2 separate regions of the Homo sapiens genome follow, and region 2 is linked to region 1. A link is a loop called in an ENCODE intact Hi-C map of the cell type or tissue named here. Cell type or tissue: mammary epithelial cell. All regions are shown on one strand. Each heading gives the region's core, and the rest is flanking DNA. Links, peaks and the distances in the headings are about the cores only.

What was found. Peaks named below come from ENCODE experiments on the same cell type or tissue, not always from the same donor. Only the 100,000 strongest peaks of a DNase experiment are listed, where the experiment ranks them.
Region 2: a loop joins it to region 1, with 11 times the contacts of the local background. A loop is called at or near these places in 9 of 110 quality-filtered maps.

The regions. Positions count from the first base shown.
Region 1 is chr1:87,944,574-87,952,967 of GRCh38, reverse strand. No RefSeq gene overlaps it. Among named protein-coding and RNA genes, the nearest start is that of LINC01773, 42 kb to the right of the region's middle. In mammary epithelial cell, for the core only: no CTCF peak of the experiment used is centred there; no DNase peak of the experiment used is centred there.
Region 2 is chr1:87,784,184-87,792,577 of GRCh38, reverse strand. No RefSeq gene overlaps it. Among named protein-coding and RNA genes, the nearest start is that of LINC01773, 120 kb to the left of the region's middle. In mammary epithelial cell, for the core only: a CTCF peak has its summit at 4,823; no DNase peak of the experiment used is centred there; H3K27me3 peaks cover 145 bases.

The DNA.
Region 1 (8,394 bases), core at 1,761-6,760:
TCCCAGCTACTTGGGAGGCTAAGGCAGAAGAAGTGGTTGAACCTGGGAGACGGAGGTTGCAGTGAGCTGAGATGCTGAGATTGCGCCATTGCACACCAGCCTGGGCAATAAGAGCGAAACTCCGTCTCAAAAAAAAAAAAAAAAAAAAAAAAAAAAAAGAAGAAGAAGAAGAAAAAGAAACCCTCACTCTCTCCCAACCACTCTGAATCATGCACACAGTTCATCCTCCCTCCTCAACTCTGATCTGAGAAGTCACCAGGGGCAGGGTGACGAGTATTCGATGCTATTTTTTATCCGCAATTAGAATCTCTTTAGATTTTCTGCTCTACCCTTGCTTCTGGGGCTTCATCTCTAGGAGGAACTGAAGGATAAAACCCAGAACTATTCACCTTAAACAGATTTTGACAACCATGATGCTATGGGCTTCTAAAGTGTTGCCATGAGTTGATGAATCTCTTGGATAGTTGATATGTGAACTTTGTGAGGGGGCATCCTGGTGTCTCTCTGATGGATTTTCAGAGTATGAGATATATAGGTTTGAGTCACTAGAGCAAGTGCTAGCAGTGTGATGTGGAAATATATTCAGAGCTTATTAACCTTAATTTTACTTACTCTATTGTTCACAAATATGTCCTAATAGTGTGTGAGTTTGCTTCTCTTCTCCTGGTTGCACTCAATCTAATAGAAGAACTGGGCTATTGCAATGGAAGCAGACAGATTAGTAGTGGCACAGATGCATGCAAAAATACACAGACAAGGCTTCGCTCTGTAGTTGGAGCCTCCCTGGTGATTCTCCTGTGTCCTTGAAATTGAGTTGCCAGTTCGCTTACACCAGCTAAGAAGTCTGCTTCTCCTCAATGAGCTCTGCCGGAGTGCCCCTGCCTTACTCTCCTGTGTGAGAGTTACATGCTCCACCCCTTCTCTGCTGAATCTAGCTGGCATCCTGAGTCAGATTGGAACATTTGAAAACACACACACTCCCCTCTCTGGGAAAACAATTCATCTGAGACAAGGGGAAGTGACAATCTTACTAAGGAAGCCGAGTTTTTAAAACAGATTTTTTTCTTTGAGTCCTAGTGACTACAGAGGCTTACATAATGGTCCAGGCTCAAAGGAAAGGTAGCCTGGAGTTTGAGAGCCTTCCCAGTGCAGCCCAGTGTGGGGATCAGAGTCTAAGGGATGAGGCGGGTGGGTGGTCAGACCTGGGAGCCATTCCTCCTCTCCAAGAATAGAAACTACAGTTTTACATGTTTTGTTTTCAGGCTTAAACAAAAATAATAAATGGGCAGTTTTCCCTAGCATCCTAATAGGCTGCCTGAGGCACATAAGCATGAACAATAAACCTTGTTAAATGATAATCTGAAAAGGAAAATTGAGACCTTATTCAAATTTGATGGAGAAAACACACAGGCACACTCCCTACTGTTTTGTCTTAAGCAGTGGAAAGATCTCTCCAGGGAAGCTGTAGAAGAGCAAGATACCTTTGAGGGACCACCCAATATGGGAATTGGGAACACATTCCGTTGTATTGACCTTGTATTCCTGTTTCCCAAAATGCTGGGTCAGTAATTATTTCAAGGGTACCATACAAATATGTCATTCGATTTTTCTTTCCTGGCTTAGCATCTTTGCTTTACACCCCACAATAACTAAGTCTGAAGGGACACAGATAAACTAGACTTCTTTAAGAACTGGCTCTTCTTCCATTTTTGTAGATATATCTCTCTCTCTTGCCCCTTCAAGCATGGGCTTTTTTCTTTTTTTGAGACAGAGTCTCGCTCTGTGGCTCAGGCTGGAGTGCAGTGGTGCCATCTCGGCTCACTGTATCCTCTGCCTCCCGGGTTCAAGCGATTCTCCTGCCTCAGACTCCCAAGTAGCTGGGACTACAGGTGAGTGCCACCACGCCTGGCTAATTTTTGTATTTTTAGTAGAGACGAGGTTTAACCATGCTAGCCAGGCTGGTCTTGATCTCCCGACCTCCTGATCTGCCCCTCTTGGCCTCCCAAAGTGCTGGGATTATAGGTGTGAGCCACCGTGCTTGGCCAAACATGGGCTTTTTAATCAAAGTCAGGTCCACCTTCTAGATAAAGTAATCAAATTTCCTTCTAATTCATCTTTGGGCATGGTCCAAATTTTCACAAATTTGAATCAGAATAATTACCCAAAGATTCCACCAAAATTCAAGCAAACTCCCAAGTGAAGGCTGTCCTCCCAAAATTTCAGTTCCAGTGTAACCTTCAATACTTTGCTTCTAGAAAAGTGATTCACTCTCCCACTTCTGGATGGTGCTCTGTTTAGCAGGTGTGACAGCTGCTGTTGATTTTCTCACTTGGCACCCTCCCCAGCCCCTTTCTTTCTTGCCCCTTTCACCGTGGAGACAGGAAAAGTTCCACAATGTTTTTCTACTCCCGTTGCCAGCCTTCTTTGGCTCGACCAGTGGGGTGCAGTTCTGTCCATGAGGGACTCATGCAGACATGGTACTGCTTCTGGGAAAGTGGCTTTCTTTTTGACAAACAGGATACATGAGGCTGGCACCAACCCTTCTTACTTTCTTCCTGCTCAGTGTATATGATGCTTGAAGGTACAGCTGCTATCTGGCAATAAGCAAAGGCTAAGGATATTAGAGTGGAACTACAGAAGAATCTTGGGTTCTTGATAACTTGGTGGAGTTGCCAGAGCTCCATGCATCTTGTATGAATGTCCTGGATTGCCTATGTTACAATAAATAAATAAATAAGCCAATGTATATAGTCATGTGAATATAAATGTGTGTGTGTGTGTGTGCGTGCGTGTGCCAGAAATAGTAGGTATTCTGTTAACTTGCAGGCTAATGTCTCTAAGTAGAATTTAAAGAAAAAAGAAAACACTAAAAACCAACTCCTTTACTGAGTTCTAAGCACTGCGTAGGAGGACTTATTTTTATCACCAGTCATGTTGCCATCTTCTTATTTTTGCCATTTCACAGATAGGGCAACTAAAGGCTAGGGACCTAAAGCAACTCTACCAAGGTCACGCAGTAAGCTGCTAAAAGCTAGGGAATAGAGCCAACAGCTCTATAATCCCAGGCGAGGCCTCCTCTGCTCTATCTCTACCCCTCAGTTAGGAAAATGTCAAAGGATTTATTAAAAACAGCCTGAAGCTAGATTAGGTATTTTAATACCCAAAGCACTTAATTACTAATACAGTTTAAGGTACATTAACCTAATTGGAAACTTTCTGCATATGGCATAGGTTTCCTCCCCACCTCAGAAAAATTAATAGTATTCTTTTCAAACTTTTTTCCTGGTCTCTCTCATCTTTTTGTGCAATTATTAGTTTCCAAAGTTAGAAAGAATACCACAGCCAAGGGTTTAACCAGTCTGAAGAACTGGTTTGTTTTCATTTAAACAAAAAATTTAAAATTAATACAGTAATGAGAGGAAAAGGAAAGATAGAATTTTATCTGATAGTTACAGGTCTCCGTCTCTCAGCATACAAGGGAGCTGGCAGGAAGCCCTCATCAGAACCCAGGGGTCATCCTTTGTGGCTCTGCCTTGCATTGCACATCCAGTCAGCACCAGAGAGCCTGACGTATCTCACCATTTTTTGCCATCCCTCACTACCCCCTTGGGCCAGGCCCTCAACATTCTCCTCTGGATTACTGTGATGGCCATCTAGCCAGTCTCTTGTCTGGTTCCAATCTGCTCCCCACACTACAACTGGAGAGATTCTTATAAAATGCAAATCAGATTAATCAGTCCCCCCACTTAAAACCCTTTAATGGTTCCCTGTGGCCCTCAGGATAAAGTCCAGACTCCTTGATATGACTTCAAATGCTCTTCATTACTAGTTTATGTCTAGTACTCTATCTTACACGTGTCACTCCCGCCATATTCAACTACTTGCAATTCCCCAGATTACCTGTGCTTTTCTTCCATTCTAAGCTTTTGCAGAAGCTTTTGGGTATTCCCTCCTGCCTCCTCTTCCTTTTGCTTCTTCTTACCAATCCCCAAGCTTAATCTTAATCATCTTCCACTGCCCAAGCATCACTTCCCCTGGAATCCTTCCCTGACTACCTCCTCCCCAGACGAAAGGTTAAATGCCTCTTCTATGCATTCCCATAGTAACCTACTGAGATAATGCTAAAATTATTTACTTATGTCTTTGTCTTCCTGGGGCATCTTGAGAGTAGCAAATGCATTTTGTTTACTTTTGAGTCACCAGCACCTAATACAATGATGCTTACAAAATAGATGCTCAATAAAAACAATTGTTGAATAAATAAAAGAACAAGTGAACTAACCTTGTATCAAGAACTATGCAAAAGATTAATAGGCAAGTGAGCTACACAGTAAAAAACTTGGAGCTAGAAGGGGCAGAAGGATAGCTTTAAGGTTCATGAAGTCACAGAGAGCTTTGTTAACCCCTGCACTTGGTGAGAAAAGCACAGGTCTGGCATCTGGCACACTAGGTCTCAGGTTGTTCTCAACAAAATCCAAAGGAAGAAAACTGGCAGAACTAGAAGCCGATCCATGCTGCCTGAGAAGGAATGGATGTAGGATATTCTTAAAGATCCTTACAAGCCACATGAAGATTGTGTGTGTAGAAGAGAGTTTCTAGGATCCTAACTGTACATGCAGTTTTGAGCTCTTCTCTCTCCCTTCACCCTCTTCCTTTCCTCTCTGCCACCCTATTAATGTCATTATTCTGGTGATTTTAGCAACAAAACCAGGGTGGGGCTCCAGAACCTACTCCTTCTTTATAAACTGGATAACTTCATAAATTATCCACACACACAAAACCTGTAGAAGATAAAGCTGACATTTCATACTAGAACATTATGTATGAAGAAGTACTAAATGGGGAACAGATGACATTTCTCTGCACTATCTCCTAATTTACCTTGTTACCTGTAAGTAACAAAGTAGTTTGCACAGTCTATACTGATGTTCACCTTCAGCCAGCACTATCTTAAATACAGATGGCTGACTTGTGTGGAAATGTCACACCTCTTAGGACCATTATTCTTTTTCACACCTCTCAAGACCTCTTATTTTTTTCTGACTCCTTTTATATTTGGTTGTTTCACTTATGATTCTTTTTACTCACTATTTAAGTTTATTTGTTATCATTTTTTATCATCCTTGTTAGGGAGAAACTCCTTGAAGGCAGGGACTATATTATTTGCTTTGCAGGATCTGCAGCAGAGAATTAGGTCCTATACATAGTAAACCTTCAATAAATGTTTATTGTTCAGCTAAAATAAAAAACTTCAAAAGTTTCAGACAAGAAGACTTCATGTACCCATGGACCTACCACTACCATTGCTTTCTGGGATTTTATATTACTTTTAAAGCTTTCTGAGAATTTATTTGAATTTTATCTCAGTCTTTGGGGATATTGGTAGGAAACCACCATAGAATAAGATCTATGTCTTTATTCACTATCTAAGCATAGGAGCTGAGTAGACAACCTTTGTTTCCTACCATGCCTAGGAGTATGGCAACCTGTGGACCTGGTAGCCTCCGGTAATCACACCTCTGAGAGGTTGGCCTGAATGCCAGGAAAGTTGTGCATGGCACTTGCAAAGAAACAGGCAGACTGCCTTTGAGAGGCCCATCACCTCCACCTGTATTTTGAGTATAAAGGATGGTTCCATGTTAGAGTGAATTATGTGTTTGTGACAACCATTTTCCATATGTGTTTAAATTATCCATGGTAGCTCTTGATTGGAGTTGTAGGGAGGTGGTTTCCTACCAATACCCCCAAAGACTGAGATAAAATTCAAATAAATTCTCAGAAAGCTTTAAAAGTAATATAAAATCCCAGAAAGCAATGGAAGTGGTAGCTCCAGGGTTACACAAAGTCTTCTTGTCTGAAACTTTGTGAAGTTTTTTTATTTTAGCTGATCCATAAACATTTATTGAAGGTTTGATATGTATAGGACCTAATTCTCTGCTGCAGATACTGCAAAGCAAATAATATAGTCCCTGCCTTCAAGGAGCTTTCCCCCTAATAACGATGATAAAAAATGATAACAAATAAACTTAAATAGTGTGTAAAAAAATCACAAGTGAAACAAATTAATATAAAAGGAGTCAGAAAAAGAACAAATCACTGCCAGCCAGGGTTACTTAGAAAGCTTTCTTGAAATACAGCCAGTTGATCATACTATGCAGGAGTGATAAGTTATCACAGAGACTCAGCTCCTCACAGCCCTTCTCATACATAGGGTTGAGGTCTAACCTGTCATATTTTAAAATTCCATGATAGGCAGGAAAGAACATATGGAAACAATGACCAACTTTTACTAACTTATTTATTGGAATTTGGGGGCTCTGGGTATTCTCTTTTGTTTCCCCATAGGATCAAAATATCACTATAATCTACTCCAACCCAAGGAAAAATTTCAGTCCTTTTGCACCTGAGGTTTTTCTTCTTCTCTTGAAATGTATTTGCAAATGATGCCTAGGTACACTGGTGCCTTTTCTGAAAGACACGATGTAACACTTTCACATGAAAAAATAAATAGATAATATCCCTCTTATAAACACCGATCATTCTAATTGTCATTCTTTTTCCCAAATTTCTTCCTCCTCTTAGCCTAGGGTGCTTTTATCTTCTGTCTTCTTTGTTTTCTGATTGTGGAACATGCTTAAATGTCTTCACAAACCTTGGGAGCCCTTTGTGCCCAAATCATAAGGCTTTGTTCTTCCTCCCTTCCTTGTGACATGGCCTCATAAAAATCTAGTAAGCAGGCCAGGCACGGTGGCTTGTGCCTGTAATTCCAGCACTTTGGGAGGCCAAGGCAGGTGGATCGCTTGAGGTCAGGAGTTCGAGACCAGCCTGGCCAGCATGGTGAAACTCCATCTCTACTAAAAATACAAAAATTAGCCAGGTGTGGTGGCACATGCCTATAGTACCAGCTACTGAGTAGGCTGAGGCAGGAGAATTGCTAGAACCTGGGAGGCGGAGGTTGCCGTGAGCCGAGATAGCACCACTACACTCTAGCCTGGGTGACAGAGTGAAACTGTCTTAAGAAAAAAAAGAGAAAGAAAGAAATCCAGTAAATATATGAGCCCTCTCTCTCCAAATCACCTTTTCACTTTCCTTTCTACTCTCCAGCCCAATTATTTCAAACGTTTGCCCCATGGCAGAGGATTTCTTTCCAATCTTACCCTGATACTCGTGTATGCAAATGAGGGATTATGGCCCACTGTTTTATTGTTATTATTATAACTGGAATATACAAAAGGGGTACAAGTACCAGGGTAAGTGTAGGAAGCCACTGCTTTTTGGCATTCTGCTACAAATTGGCTTCCTTCTACGATTGTGTTGGCAGGATTCTTACAGGTAGTTTTTCCTACCACTCCCACCCATGAATGCATGTGTTGGACACATACTTTCTCCCTCTGTCTCTGTCTCTCTCTCTTTCTCTTACACACACACACACACACACACACACACACACACACAGAGCCTTGACCTGGGGATGGACATTGAACTAGAATTGATAATAAATCACCCATACTGTGATGGGAACTATGGAGAAACACCAAAGCAGCAGAACATATTGTTGAGAACATTCTCTTTGTTTTTCCAGCTACTCAATGTTTTAATTTCTTCCTCTTTGTAATGGTACTACCAATAGTACCTGCCTCATTGGATACATGAATGAATGCATGTAAAGCACTGAGAACAGGGCTTGGCACATTGTGAGTGCTATATAAGTGTTTAGTAAATAGATAAACATGTAAAGCAAGCGCCCAGCACGTGGTACATCCCCCATATGTGCTATAGAAGAAGTCCTATTCTTAGCTATTGCTCTGAAAATCCCTCAACCCTCTTAGAGGAGCCATCAGTTCAGGGTTCTTGTAGTGAATAGCTGCTGGGTAGTGCTGGTTCTACATTCACCCCTTCTCCATGCAATGTAGCTTTTAGAAACCTTTTAGGGAATACTTAAATTGAAGCAGGTACAACCTGCATCAAATCTGGGTAGCATCTCCTCATCCTGAAATCAAGCTAAGACTTGAATAAGTCCAGCTTATAAAAGAATAAAGACACTAGCTTTTTTTCTGAATTCAATAGACCAGTGTGTTTGAAACTTCTTTTTTTGATAGTGACCTACGTTAAGAAAAATATCTTCTTTTGTGACCCAGTAGACAAGCACATGTGTTTATGGCTGGGACAAAAGCTTCTTAAAGTAATACCTGTGCAATATACAACCCACTTGGATACTTTCTCTTTCTTCTATTTCATTTTTTAAAATACTGCCTATAACCATTAAATTGATTTCATAGGCTACCAACAGGTCATGATCTGCAGTTTGACAAATACCAAGTCAGACCGAAAGTAACTTTAGGAGTGGGCTAATAATAAGAAATGGAATCCTATGAAAGACTCTAAAAATTCTCT
Region 2 (8,394 bases), core at 1,719-6,718, 160 kb after region 1:
CTTTATGTGTAATGGCATTGCTTCAGATGTAGTTCATTGGAATTTTTGGTCTTGCATCTATCTTTTTTCCCAACCATGGAACTGCAGGTCTTCTGAGTCTCAGAATGAGGAACACCACTGTACGACCAGCTCTTCCTTCCACGGAGCTCAGTCACTAACCCTGTTGCATACCAAGACTTTCAGATCTTGGTTACCACCTTGTGCACCTTTTTAATTCTTCTCCAATGTGTATTTCCTGTAATATGATATTCATTTGGGAGCACAACCATAGGATTGATATGGTCTGACCTCTGGTGTTCAAATCATTTGTGAAATACGCTGCATGGCCTTTTCATTTTCAGCTTTTCATCATTACTTCCTTGTGTTATTTTGCTTCAATCACATCTGTGTTTGCTTATTGTGCACCCAAATATGTCAAACATCTCAATGGCAAAAGAAAAAAATATACAGACACACCATCTTCTTTTCCAAGTTGTCATAGAGCATGATCCCTAAACAGACTTCAGAGTACTCTGTACAAAATGGTCCAAAAACAGAGCAATGAAATATGGTGGAAACATGAACTTCCTACTGAACTAGGCTAGTCAAAACATAAGGAGATAAAGAACATTGTTAAGACTTTTCTTTGACATTTTTCATGCATTAGTTTTACTTCTTTATTCTACTAATCTTTTCCTAGACAAGTTGTGCTAGCCCTTCAGTTTTCAGCAACTAAAGTGCTTCGCAGAGCTTAAAAACACCCTAAACACTCTTCAAGCTTTACAGACAATTGGTCCATATCTATTTTTCCCAATAAACTATAGACTCCACAGGAGGACAAGGAGTTTGCCTCTCTTGTTTATTTCTATATTCCAGTTCTAGAAGACAGTAGGTGCTCAATGCAAATTTGTTGAAGGAATCTTACCTTGTTCTTTTCATTAGTTTTTGATCTTCAGTACGGACTTTTTCTGTTTTATATCTCTTTTGTTATGACTATTTTTCTCTTCCTCATTCCTACTTAAGAGAGTTTAGTACTTTTTGACCTCCACTTCATTCCTGTTTTGTCTTTTATGTTCCTTTTGTGGACCCTCAATTTCAGAGGCAGCATGATGTATTCTCCACCTGCCATTGTCTATCCCTCTATGACTTTTTGAGCAGTTGCTTTCCATAGTCAAGGTGCATCTGGCTCTTTGGAGGCCCAAAATAGAATTAAAGGTGCCACTTTGAGAACATAATTCAAAATTATAATGCAAAATTATAGACAAGCTCCTAGGGATAAAGAACTGGCCTCTGCTGACTGAACACTTTTCTGTCAGTTTCCCTAGAAGTGGCGGGAGATATTGCCCAAACAAAACATCAGGAATAATTCTGAAAGCAACCCAAATGTAATTTTTAAAAAGTCATATAAGAAGAAGATAAAAGTGATGTACAGGAGGTGTTATGAAGATAGATAAGCTGGAGTGGGAATGAAGGGATATGTTCTTCAGAAATTTGGCAATTGAAGCCAGTGTGGCTCGTAAAAATCAGTTACAGCATAGTGGTTAACACCTTTTGATTTATATGGGCTTGGGGTTTATTCATGAGCTGTGCAACCTCAGGCAAATTACTTAACCTGTCGATGCTACTGTTTGTTTGTTTTTTATTTATAAAATGCTTAACCACACAGGGCCTCTGCAATGATTAAGTCTGTGATGCATGTTGAAGCATTTAGTACCATGCTCAATTATGGTTTGTCTGAGCCATTAAAAAAGCTTTTTCAAGGAATTGCAGAAGAAAAGAGAAGAGGAAGGAGGAGAATAATGTTAACTAATCCAGCTACCAGTTTCCTTAGCATTAGTCTACTTCTACATTACCCAACCTGCACTACAAGCCAGTAAGCAATGAAACCAGTAGAATTTCTGGCTCTTGAGGGCCCTATTTCAGTGAATGAAGTGAGATGCTTGTATTTCAGGTGCTGGCTATTGTCCCTGGTCAGTTCAAATGGGTCACAGCAGATCAGTTGGAAATGAAACATAGGCAGCATAACAAATCTCTCTCAAAACGGCATCATCAAAATGATGAGGGTTCACATTACCCAGGCCACAGTGAGTTTGCTTTGGGGGCCCTTCACTGTTCTACACTCTATTATTGATGGTCTGTCTAGAAAACTGAAGAAAAAGCTTAGTTTGCTTCTGTGGTTCCTCTTGGGGAGCAGGAGAAGCTGGAGAAGCCCATTTTTCTAAGGCAGTTTGCCTACAAGCTATAGCCTATATCATGATGGTAAAATGATAAACACTGATGATCATCACACCACATTTGCATCTAAATTCGTAATGCAGAATGCATCCTATTTGAAAACCCAGCACCCTTGTTTATTATTTATTTGTGTAACATGAAACAGAGATCTGAATAAATAACCTTCTCCTAATGTTTAATGTTTAGGTTAGGCTCTTGTTTTTTGCTTTTAGACATGTTCAAAATGTTCAGAAGTCCTGCTAAACACTATTTCTTGTTCTTGAAATACAATATTTTGAACTCTATTATTCTGCCTTCATCTGCTCCCCATGTAATCTCATAGCATGGAGTAATTTAAAAGAAATATTGTTCCTATGTGGCTTTCTTGTTCTAACTTAAAACCAAATTCAGGGCTATTGTAAAGTTTAGAAAAGATACCTCAAATATCTGAAGACTTAGCGGTATTCACCATATAGATTTTGTAACATTTATTCAAGTACTAAACTCTAGGTAGCTCATCCCATCCATTTCTCTAAACCTTGGCTCAATAGTTCAGCAGCTGTTTTAGATGGCAAAGATGAGGTATGACTATATGAAACACTGCTCCCTATTTCTCACAAACCTTCAAAGCCAGTCTATGCCAGTCTTAGCTCTGGAAAGTCACTCTTGAGAAGGTCAGAGCAGGTGTGGGAAGATTTCTAGGCAAAGATCTCACCATCACATAGTCAGTGTGTATTCAGGCTGGCTGGGAATTCTCTGGCCTCTCCAAGAGCAGTTTTGGCTTACTGTTGAATTTCTCGTGTGTTCCTGGGACCCATTAGGAATGTAAATCTAGATTTTACAGGACTTCTACAAATTGAGTGGAATCCCACAGCCTACTAGTATTACTTTAGAACTAAACTCATTTCCACAACATGGCAGGTTATGGTAATAGAGCAATAATTACTCATCTTCCTTACTTATTGCTGTCATTTGAGGAGGAGGAGTTTCTTGCAGGTCCATTTAAAGTTCCCATCTCTTTGGCCTCTGCTATCTGTGTTACCTTCTATTAATCTTGAATTACAGCATGTCTTCAATATGTATCTGAGAAAACAATGCCCTTAATATACAACATTGAAAGTTATGCATAGGTGTAAGTGTCACTTACCTGATAATCAAAGAGTGAAAGGGATAAAAGGAACTGTAGCCCTGGCCAAACATGACACAGGATGAAGCATCGCTAAGTTGCTCTTGGGTTTTGGGGGTGGGACTCCTTATTCAAACAGGGTAGGAGAAACTGTCTTTAAAATGCATGGCCAGCCACCAAGGCAAAGCACGAAGGATGCCGTTTAAATGGAGATTGTATCTCTGCAACAGCCAGTAAACTTTTTTTGGAAAGAAGTGTTCATCGAGGACTTCAAATCAACTTTGTATGTAAATGTATACTAAAAATAAGCCATGCATTATGGATGATAGGTACATGGCTCTGTCTCAAGGATTTTGCAGACTAGTTGGAAAGCAAGCCTCTTACCTACAAAACATTTCATCCAAACGTCCATTTCCATTTCCAACCAATGTGTTGTGCTGTATTTTTTTTTTCCTACAAGAGCCTCCAGACTAGCTGTCGGGGTGACAGACACTCTGCCTTATCACTAGCTCCATGTAGACCAACATATGGAAAAGTAAAAAAAGGATCTGCAGCCTAAACAATGTGCTTCTGTTGCTTGTTTCTGAGTGTTCTGTTGGGCTGGTGCTCTAACTGTCCCACTGATATGTTTTCTTGTCTTAAAAAGTGATGAAACCAAACATAAGTTAGAAAAGTATCCAAGAGGAACAAAGAAAAATGTGGAAAATATCTGTGGTCTCAAATGATATGTTTTCATTTGATTTCATTGAAAATATTTGCAGACCTAGAATATTTGAAATGTATGGCTCTCCCTTGGAAAATTTAACTTGCAATATAGGCAAGTTCCTCAGTAAAGAACTATAGGGGTATGACAAGATAACAAAACAGCAGGTGACAAGATAACAAAAACTGACTGCTTTGGAGAATATACTCTGAGCATTTAAAGTATTGGCATTATAGAGTCTCTTCCGTTTTTAAAAATCTTTTTCTGCATATTTGGTCTCTGCCTCTGGATTCAATATGTAGTCCTTCTCTATAGCCCTGGACCCAAACTAGGAAACTCTAGTTCTGAGCTGAAAAAATGTTGACCTCCATCTCTCTGTTTGGCTTTCCATCTGAGGTTAGGTCCATGTCCTGTGGGTTTGGCAGAGGGGCTAGTACCCAGGCCAGGCTCCATTCTCTTCATAAAGCTGCAGAGGTTACCTGCTCCTATGAATATGCTAATTTGGTTTTTTAAGATTCCATCCCGCAAGTGCAGCTAACTGGCTGCTTCCTCCGTTGCACTTTTCTAAGCACTGATTAGATAAACTGAGATCCTTTCTCAGGGAAAGAAATTCTGACTCCATACTTTGCCCCATTGCCTCAGTACATTGGTGTAGGCAAGGGAGGCTCTGAGCACAGACGATCAGCTTGCGAGAAATCCAGGGGAGGCCAAGATGACAGCCTCTGACACAGACAGGCATGGCAGAAGGGTATTAATTATCCATAACTACAGGCATTTCCATGTGCATGCTTTCCACCTGCTGGGCTAACTCTGTAATGTTCTGACTTTACCCACTGTGGGAATCACTAAAAGTCATCATCCTTGTGAACATTCTTTGAGCATTTGCAATGTGAGAACACTGTGAAAGGTGCTGGGAACCAAAGAGAAAAAAGGCAGATCTCCCTGCCTCCAAAGACACACAACCTAGGTGAGAAAGAATGAATACAAAACGCTAAGATACAAAGAGCACTGCACTTAGTGCCACGTGAATGATTGAAATAATATGATTTTAGGAAAGGAAGTATTTCAATCTGGGAATGTGGCTCTACACAAATTTGAATGGCTTATTGGAATAGGTGATTAAGTCCTTGAGGACAAGGACTTTGGTCTTATGCAAAGGCCCCTGGGGTGCTCTGTGTCAATAAGCTAAAAACATGAGTTTTTTTTTTTTATTCATTCAGTCATTTATTCATGTTAATTGTTTTGTTACCATCCCCGTCCCTCCATCCTATAGTAAAACGTCAGGTTTTTATGTAGCAGATTCAGATTTGTGCAAATTGGAGTTGTATGCACTTTTTCATAGAAGAAACTAGAATTTTACAGGCGGTCACCCCATCTCAATGTGTGCTAAGTTGGGCTGTGCAGGAGCCATGTAGATGAAGCTGCTGAGGCCCTTGTTTGCACAGGGAAGCCTAGTAGATAAGAAAAAACACTGAGGCTGCAGACTTCTGCTTTGAACTGTGCAGATGCAAGATGTGCAAAGACTGTTACAAGCCCCCTGCTTTGACACAGATAAGAGAAACAGAGAGAAGATAGAGCCTTGAGTCAGAAGGCCGAGAGCCTTGGGAAAGGCAATGTTCATGCATTTCAACCAGCAAGGCTTCCAGCAACCAGGAAGTACAAAGAGCCAGAGAGAGAAGGAATACCAGTAAGAACTGTAGATTCAAAGAAGGGAGAGGGATATAAACTGGTGTAGAAAAAGCCAGAAACCTTAAGAATCAATTGGCCTCCTAGGAGAATCATTCTTGCCTGGAGACCTCATACCCAGAAAGAGAAAGAGAGCTATGAACTTTCTGAACCGCCTTCTATGTCTCCAGCCATTCCCACCCTGGCTGCAGCCTAATAAACTCATAAGCCCATGGTGCCTGGTTGACCTGTCAGTTCTTAATGAAATTTGATTGCAGTGAAATTGCATTGCTAATCCCCCAGAAATTGACCCAGGGTTGACTTCACTCCTTCAGATTGTATAAAAGGATTCAGTGTCCCCAGAATCACACACATTTCCAGGTGAATCAAGGGGCTTGGTGCTTTGTTCCATTTCGGGGAAGCTGATGCATTCTGGGAGACAGAAATTCTTTAAGCATTAAGTTTGTCTTGTTCTAGCCCAAGCATGATAGTGGAGCCTTTAGTAAATTTTTAACTTGTCATTAAAAATGCCTTTCATATCAGAATTTTCAAGGGCACTGACAGCTGAACAAAAAGAAAAGACAGGCATAGGAATTATAAAAATAAGCAATCATACATTTTGAATACAAAAGGGAAATGCACCTTCTTTCAGGGTGTTTCAAGAAATAAAGAAGTGCATTTTTCAGATAGACTGCTATTAAGGACACCTCTAAACATATCAGCCATAAGAGTATTGCTTTGCCATTCTTCTTGTAAAGAGGAAAAACAAATGAAGTTGGCAAATGTAAAACTTACAATGTGTTTTCAATTGCAGATCATGGCACTTTTATCCCGAAATTTGGGAAAGATAACTTTTAATTACAGTAATAAGAACCACATGGGCAATGATTGATGTGCGCCTGATGTGTTCTATTCCTTTATTAATCTTTTTAATTAGAAGCAAAAGAATGTTTTATCTGCCAGGAAGGAGATGAGATGGGCAGTGATGCTCTCCCATACTTACGAGACTACAAGGCCTGATTGCTCACCAAGAGTTCACTGTTCACCTGGGGCCACAAGGTGAGGGGCCCAAAGCTGGGAACATTTGTTTCCAGCTGGGAAGGGCTTTTCTTATATCTCTTGCTGCAAATCATATGCATGAAGAGCCATTTTTTCCCCCTTTCTATTAGATTAGTTTTTGCTGGCATTGTTAAAACTGAGGAGTTAGGGAGGGCATTTAAAATTGTTGCCACACCAGTGTTGGGAGTTCACATGTACAGTGAAACTAAGAATGAAGAACTGAAACGGCAATATCAGGGAAACTGGAAAGGGAGCCCAAAGTATGATGGAAGCATGTCAGAAAGTATAGTTAAGCTACAGAAACAAAAATAATGAGAACAGCATTAACTGGGGTTACAGGCTTATGACAAAGCCAGAACTGACAAAATAGGAAAACAGGATTGGGAAGAATGAGAAATGTAAGTAAATGAACAACAGTATGAAGTAACCCTCTTTTGAACTTTAAAGGTTGCTGGAGTCAGTACTTCGATCTTTATGCTACAGAATCATATATTCAGCCAACAAAGTCTTACTGAGATCCTACTATGCATCAGGCATTGTGCTGGGTCCTGGAGATGCTATCCGTAGGAAGAAAACCTGGAAGAGTCATAGCTCGCAAGTGGTATAGGCACATATGTGAATATGGAAACACAATGAAGAAATTATCTAACTGCCTGGTGGTGTAGAGGTCAGGGTAAACATGGCAGAATGAGTACATGAGCTGACTCTTGAAGAATAGGAATGATCTGGGTAGATACAGAGAAATGTTGTAAAGCTATGAAGCAGCACTTCCTGTTGAGAAAACGACACATAGTTGGGGGCATGGTTCTAAATTGGATAAATGGTGCACAATGAGGCTTGAGAGGCAGGCAGAAGCCAAATTAAGGAGGGACCTCATGGTGTGGGTGATGGGACTCCACCAAGGAAGCTTAAATAAGCAGCCATTAGAGTGCAGGGGTTAAGAGGAGAAGCTGTAGAGCCAGAGAGACTCTGGATAATAGATTCACCCCTTACTAGGCGCCCATATTGTGTAGCGTAAATAGCATAGACTTGTGTCTGAGTCCCAACTCTAAGCCATAGTTTACTTGTCCATGAAGTAGGGAACACACCTCCCTAAGAGTTTCGGTGAAGATAAGACGATGAGGTACGTAAAAGTGTCTGACATGAAGTAAGTAGAAGCTTAATAGGTGTCACTTCCAATTGCTTGTAGAATTCCTGGTTCAACAGAGATTTGTTGCAGGGAACTTCAATTTTAAAAGTGCACATCATTTTCTCACATCAGGATGCTAGCCGCATTTAGCAAGAGTTTGAAGAGAAAAATTGACAGAAGTTCAATTCCAGATTTTCTAATGAATTTAAGCAGTACCCACGCAGTTAAGTCATTCATAGATCACTTATTAAAAGTATTGCAGTCAAAACAGGTCAACCCAATAGATGCTTTAAAAGCAAAAGAAGGCTTTGGGAAAGGAGTAAATCACTAAGAGCTGTACCAAGAGAATAGTCTTCATAAAAGATCTTGCATGATGACAACATTTATTCAAATAAGTAAGATCCTGCTTCTTCCCCTTCAAACCTGGTTTGGAACCATCTAGATAAACGTTTCCTTCTTACACAGAAGACCTATGTAATACAAAGTGAAGATGGTAAGAAAAGCAGGGCATAGCAGGTT